Regions from separate parts of the Homo sapiens genome. Here region 2 is linked to region 1. The links are chromatin contacts, found by Hi-C or POLR2A ChIA-PET in ENCODE. All regions are on one chromosome and are shown on one strand. Each heading gives the region's core, a stretch centred on a gene start or an enhancer-like site at or near the end of the contact. The rest is flanking DNA. Distances are from core to core; before and after follow the strand shown.

What was found. Hi-C counts contacts between places; a loop is a spot of excess contacts on that map. ChIA-PET counts read pairs that join two places held with the same protein, here RNA polymerase II (POLR2A).
Region 2: a map of Caco-2 shows a loop between it and region 1 (8-fold over the local background). The contact joins two enhancer-like sites. A Hi-C loop is called at or near these places in 1 of 168 maps with a recorded cell type or tissue (Caco-2). POLR2A ChIA-PET finds 5 or more read pairs at or near these places in 2 of 52 experiments (Caco-2 and HepG2).

What each region holds. Positions count from the first base shown.
Region 1 is chr12:69,329,577-69,332,861 of GRCh38, reverse strand. No RefSeq gene overlaps it. Among named protein-coding and RNA genes, the nearest start is that of LYZ, 17 kb to the left of the region's middle. RefSeq lists enhancers at 1-692, 1,533-1,692. Within about 2 kb of position 1,706, at least 18 of the 41 ENCODE cell types and tissues checked have a DNase peak (open chromatin) inside an H3K27ac peak, as active enhancers do.
Region 2 is chr12:69,414,403-69,417,687 of GRCh38, reverse strand. It overlaps a transcript of YEATS4 not described here. Among named protein-coding and RNA genes, the nearest start is that of LINC02373, 31 kb to the left of the region's middle. RefSeq lists silencers at 1,405-1,699, 1,625-1,919. Within about 2 kb of position 1,832, at least 4 of the 41 ENCODE cell types and tissues checked have a DNase peak (open chromatin) inside an H3K27ac peak, as active enhancers do.

The DNA of each region.
Region 1 (3,285 bases), core at 457-2,956:
AGGCTGTTTATTTCACCTGGGTGCAGGTGGGCTAAGTCTGAAGAGAGTCAGCAAAGGGTGGTGGATTATCATTAGTTCTTAAAGGTTTTGGGATAGGCGGTGGAGTTAGGAGCAATGTTTTGTGGGCAGGGGGTGGATCTCACAAAGTACATTCTCAAGGGTGGGGAGAACTACAAAGAACCTTCTTAAGGGTGGGGAGATTACAAAGAACCTTCTTAAGGGTTGGTGAGATTACAAAGTACATTGATCAGTTAGGGTGGGGCAGAAACAAATCACTGTGGTGGAATGTCATCAGTTAAGGCTATTTTCACTTCTTTTGTGGATCTTCAGTTGCTTCAGGCCATCTGGCTTAGCTTGGGCTGAGAGGCCTGATAGTATTTACCTGAGACCGTGGTACCTGAGTTTTAATCATTCCTAGAACTACTCTCTTAACCATGTTAATTATCCACAAGTGTGTTTACTCAAGTTTACTCAAAGTGTGTTTACTCAAGTTTACTCAAAGCTTCTGTTGTTAATTGTATACTAAATAAATGCCTGGAGTTCGAGCTGCTCAGGGCCGTCCACAGTGACAAACCTCTCTAGGTGTGCAGGCGGCTGGACACTCAGCTGGACTGGCAAAACAGAATATCTGTGTGTCAGTGTACGTTTTATTCATCTGTCGTTTGGGTCAGGGTCTGAGGGCAGACCCCGCGGCTAATGCCTTCACGTGTGAGGAGCAATACCTCAGCTGGTGGCCTGTGTGAGGAAACCCGTGTGAGGAAAGCCCTGTGAGGAAAGCCGTGTGAGGCCAGTCAGGGGTCTGCAGAAACAGACTCCCCGCAGTTGGAGCCCCTCCTGAGGCAAGCTGCCTAGGAAGAGTGAGGACTGCCCTCATGAGGAAAGCTGCGAAGGAAGCGTGAAGGAAAAGCGACGGACCCCCCGGAAAACAAAGGTGAAGAAAGGAACCGCGCGGTCAAGTCAGTGAGTAATCAGCAAGTCATTGGTGCCCACTCAAAGTTACCAAGTTCTGGGGGAAGTTGGGTCAAGCTGAGTTTTCATCATGGGACCACAGTTATTAGCACAGCAGAAACATTATATGAAAGTATTAAAACAGTTACTTAAGGCTAGCGGAGCCTCAGTTTCACAGGCTCAATTAAGGGACCTAATCATCCATGCTAGACAAACTGTTGCAATGCAAACTCTTGTGATCCCAAGCCCGTGGTTCCCGGAAGAAGGAACGCTAGACGTAGAACTCTGGGAACAAATGGGGAGAAATCTTAACATGTGCAAAGGCAACAGGTCCCAGTAACAGCTTTAACGTTATAGGCTTTAATTAGAGCAGCCTTAGCTCTGTTACACGCAGAAGAGCCTAAAAAGAGCAAGGAGGAGAAAATGTCACCTGCCTTATCACCTCCTCTTCCCTCCACCCTAATATCACCGGGCCGAAATAACAGAGGAAACGGGGGTTTATACCTGAGCCTCCTCCTCCAATAGATAGGAAAAAAGACCTAGGATATGCTACAGCTATCAGTCCCTGTCTTAAGCGGGCAGCATTAGAAGCAGAGCTCTTACTCTGCCCAGTAATGCAGAATCGGCAAGGCAATCAGGTGTATGTTTATAAAAAGATAAGAAAAAAGGCATTAGGAGCCGAAAGCCGTGCAGCCGAGCAAGCAGTAAATAAAAAGAAAGGCTCGGCAGCCCGGAAGTTCACAGAAACAGAGCCAGCACAGGCAAAAGGCAGCGCTTTTACAAGAGTAAAACAGCTACCGCCCAGGGACCCGCCGGCTCAGCTCTCTAGCTCTGCAGGTGACCCAAGGCAAGTGCTCCTTGTTTACAAGCGACATCCCAGATTATAATTCTCTGCTAAAATTTAAGTAAAATGTAAGAATTTGAAAAACCTCTTTTCTGATAATGGCCACTGTTGCTCTCTCTCTCCTACCCCTGACGTAGCTCTCCAAATCCAATTTAGGTAAAACAGTAACCTCTGAAGGGAGAGAGATTACAGAAGGCCGATGAATTAGTTAAAGAGTAGTTAAAAGCTAGGCATGTAAAACCACACATTACCCTTTAAAGGAGAACTTTAAACCTAACTAAATCATATTTGTTAAATTAGAAGAAAAGTTGTATGTAAGTGTAGTGAAAGCATATGCATGAATGACTGTCGTAACCCACTGATTAGATAGTCTTTTGATTTCTACTTGCTAAAAGAGTCCTGAATTCAGTTTCCCAACTACTGGGTCACTGTTTTCAAGACTGTTGGCCAGATTAAAGTCCATAAACTTGATCAGCTTGAAAACTCAATTGCAAGATTTAAGCTGTTCTGCCTGTGGCTTTAAGCACATGGTTAAAGTATATTATTTAAGTTTCTGCTTCTAGAGATGCTTTCAGATTTTCTTTTTAAATTTCATGTTACTTATTTCAACTTGCCATCTTAATGATTAATGCAGTCAATTGCTAAGTTATAACCCTGATATCATCAGGATTCCTTTAAGTAAAAGGTAATTCGAAGCGGTATTGCACTTCCCCATACCTAATGCTTTAACACTGTTTACTGATGGGTCTGGTAAACATGGAAAAGCGGCAGTCTAGTAGAGACCACACAATTCCATCACTCAGAGTTTACTAGCACTCAGAGAGCTGAGGTTACTCTGTTTATTTATTAAAGAACTTTTACAGCATGAAGTTAGCTCTGGAGACCACTCTGTGTGCTCTTTTTCTCCGACTTCAGCAATTGCTACACCAACGTACACATCCTGTTTTTATTACACACATTCGAGCCCACAGCTCTCTGCCTGGCCCATTGGCTTATGGCAATGATCAAGCAGCTCTTCAGGTTGTAACATCACTGCTAGACCAAGCCACCCAATTGCATCAATTTTTCTACTAAAATTAGAGAAACTCATCTTAAACAACTTCAACTTATACAGAGATTGGCTAAACAAATTATCTGACGGTGCCCAGATTGCCAGCTCACAGGCACAGCCCCTCTTTCAACAGGTGTTAACCCTAGAGGATTGGAACCTAATCAGTTGTGGCAAACAGATGTTACATCCCTAAATTTGGGAAACTAAGATATATACATGTATCCGTTAATACCAACACTCACCTAATTAGTGCACATTAAAAAGAGAAATAAAGGGAAAGAATGAGTAAGAAAGAGACTAGAAAAGACAGATCAGAGACAGACACAAAAAGACTAAGGAGAGAAAGTAGGAAGAAAGGAAAGAAATATTAAAGTTACAGATATAAGAATGCACCTTTAGTAAGGAAGGTTATAAAACATAGTCAGAAAGTTAAGCCATGTTA
Region 2 (3,285 bases), core at 583-3,082, 85 kb before region 1:
GTAGTGATCATTAAATTAAGTATTTCCTCATTTTAAAGCTAGTTCTAAAACAACACAGAATTACTAGTGAACACAAATAATTAGACTTCTGTAACCGATTTCTGTAGAGTCACAGGATTTTTAGCCTCCTACCAAGGCAGCCTTATGTTCAGGCATCGGTCATACGTTCTCATCTGCTCAGAAGCCTCAAAGTAATCACCCAAGATCTTGATAATTTAAGACCTGACTAGCCAGGTGTGGTGGCTCACATGTGTAATCCCAGCACTTCAGGAGGCTGAGGCGGGAGGATTACTTGAGCTCAGGAGTTGAAGACCAGCCTGGGCCACATAGTGAGATGCTCTCTCAACAAAACATCAAAAAATTAGCCAGGTGTGATGGCATATGCACCTGTAGTCCAAGCAACGTGGGAGGCTGAGGCAGGAGGATCACTTGAACCCAGGAAGTTGAGGCTGCAGTGAGCCATGATCATACCACTGCACTCCAGCCTGGGCAACAGAGTGAGATTCTGTCTCAAAAAAAAAAAAAAAAAAAAATTTTTAAAAAATGTTTAAGCCATGACCAACTTGAGTATTTTATTTTATTTTATTTTTATTTACTTATTTATTTTTAAATTTGGGACAGAGTTTTGCTCTTGTTGCCCAGGCTGGAGTGCAGTGGTGTGATCTTGGCTCACTGCAACCTCCGCCTCCTGGGTTCAAGTGATTCTTCTACCTCAGCCTCCCGAATAGCTGGGATTACAGGCACCCACCACCATGCCCGGCTAATTTTTGTATTTTTAGTAGAGATGGGGTTTCACCATGTTGGCCAGGCTGGTCTCGAACTCCAGACCTCACCTTATCCACCCACCTCGGCCTCCCGAAGTGCTGGGATTACAAGCATGAGCCACCGCCACCGGCTGACCAACTTAAGTATTGACTGTTCATCTCTCACCATAAAATTCTTATTGTTAAAATTAAGCACTGGGCATTGATTGTTACACATTGATCTGAGCGAAGTAGCCTGTCATAGATGCCTTGTCTTCCCAAACCCCGACCCTGTGAAGCAAGTCTAGGTTACCTACTGGCGTGGGAGGGCTGCAGGCAGATGGGCAGGAATGTGACCCAGGTGCTTCTTGGGCTGCCCTTTGAACCACATCCATGGAACTCTTTGCCTACTGGTGATAAGTGACTCTGCACACTGATAAGCACCATTTAGAAACACCATTCTGATAACCATCACTAGGCCACTGTGAGTGTTGTTGAGTTCTGGAATTTTCCTTGGGGCCGATTGTTTTGCAATATGTCTCTCAGGCAAATCCCAGTTCCGTATGTAGTTGCAGGACTGTAAATTGCATAGAATTTGGGAGAATTTCTTTTTCTTTTCCTTCTTTTTGTTGCTAGATAACAAATTAAACACATCAGAGGATTGAAAAGCCTCTAAGTTGTTTGTTGTTTTATGGGGAGGAGAACAATGGATTCACCAGGCTGAATTCTTAGTGCCTGTTTGCTCTTTGAAGCAGTTTGCAGGTGAGCGATGGTGGCAGCGGCACACACAGGGAACTGAAGTTGGAATGCACAGCAGTTCCCACTCTTCCTCCACTGAGGTAGGACCGCGGGCCTGGGAGATGCCAGGCCTGAAGGATCCAGCTGCCTCTGGCTTCCAAGGCTGGTGTAATGGCTCAGTTCTCACAGAAGTGCTGACAGAATATGACAAATAGAAAACAGATGTGAACTGACCTTCCAAAAATGTATTGCAAGGCTTCTTAATCTTCACAGGAATTCTTCAGAGTGAGAGATGCCACCTTCAGGCAGCAATGCTCATGGCATCTTAAAGGGTTGATGTTTCTGCCTGTGATCCCCTCGCTAGTCGGCCACAACTGTTCTTCTTGCCCACTGCCCTCTCAGACATCTTTTTCTCGGCATCCATGTGTGAAATGGATGGATCCCCGACTGGCCAGGGGATCACAGGCAGTGAATCCTCTCCCTCACCTGTCCCCATACACAGTCTTGGCTTTTGTAGTTATAGCCACCTTTTCCTACACATTGAGGCTGTTCCTCTCCCATCTTTGCCATTGGATCTCTACTTGCTTTGAAATTGTTACTGTCACTGGGTCCATTGCTTGCTCCAAATACCTGTTTGTTTGTTTTTAAGACATGATCTCCCTTTGTTGCCCAGGCTGGAGTGCAGTGGCATGATCTCAGCTCAGTGCAGCCTCTGCCTCCTGGGTTCAAGAGATTCTCTCACCTCAGCCTCCTACAAGTGCCCACCACCATACTCGGCTAATTTTTGTATTTTTAGTACAGATGGGGTTTCACCATGTTGGCCAGGCTGGTCTCGAACTCCTGATCTCAGGTGATCTGCCCGCCTCGGCCTCCCAAAGTGTTGGGATTACATGCGTGAGCCTCCACACTTGGCCCCAAATACCTTTTTGACACTAAATGTTGGTTTGGAGCTACTGAGTACACTGGACTTTTGCCCACTGAACAACTTAAGTTAGATCTACTAAGTAGAGGGGTGCAAAGGACAACAGGGGAATCAACATCCCCTGTTTCTTTCTCTCTTACTGCCTTCCTGGTCCCTGGCTTCTAGGTCAAAGTGCTGCTCCTTATGTAGGCAAGTGTGCGCTCAGCATGCATGATTCTGTGGCTTTTTGAATTGCTTAGTGTACGTTCTTTGTGAACATCTGCATGCATCCTGCAGGAATTTAGGTAGCATTTCTCAGATTTTTGTCCCCCAGTCTCTATAATACATTGATGGAGACTTTCTTTCTTGCCAAATTATTGATATCCCAAAAAGAACTGATGGCAACATTTCCGCTGAGAAAGAAAGCCACGTAAGTACAACACAGTGCGAATTCATTCCCAGTGCCACTGATGAGCAATCAACGACATCACCCCAGTTAATCTCAAATCCATCTGGCTTCAAAGTCTAGGCACTTTTCAGCGGGCCAAGCCAGGTCTCACTTTGGAAGTCAAGGGGATTCTGTGCTTAAGAAGTCAGTGCATTGTCCTACCTCCAGACGTTATATGCCAAGAAAGTTCATCTTATTTTGAAGCAAACTCAATAAAATGTTCTGGACAGAAATGGACAGAGTTTGTGGAATCTGAATCTTTTCCTATTCCTGTATAGCTTAAGACTAAATAATTTGTCCAATTTGGGGGACAATAAGAAATGTACTCTTCGGGCATGGTGGCTCATGCCTGCTAGTCCAGTGCTTTGGGAGGCTAAGATGGGAGGTTCACTTGAGGCCAGGAGTTTCAGACTAGCCTGGGCAACAAAGTGAGACCCCGTATCTACAAAAAAAGT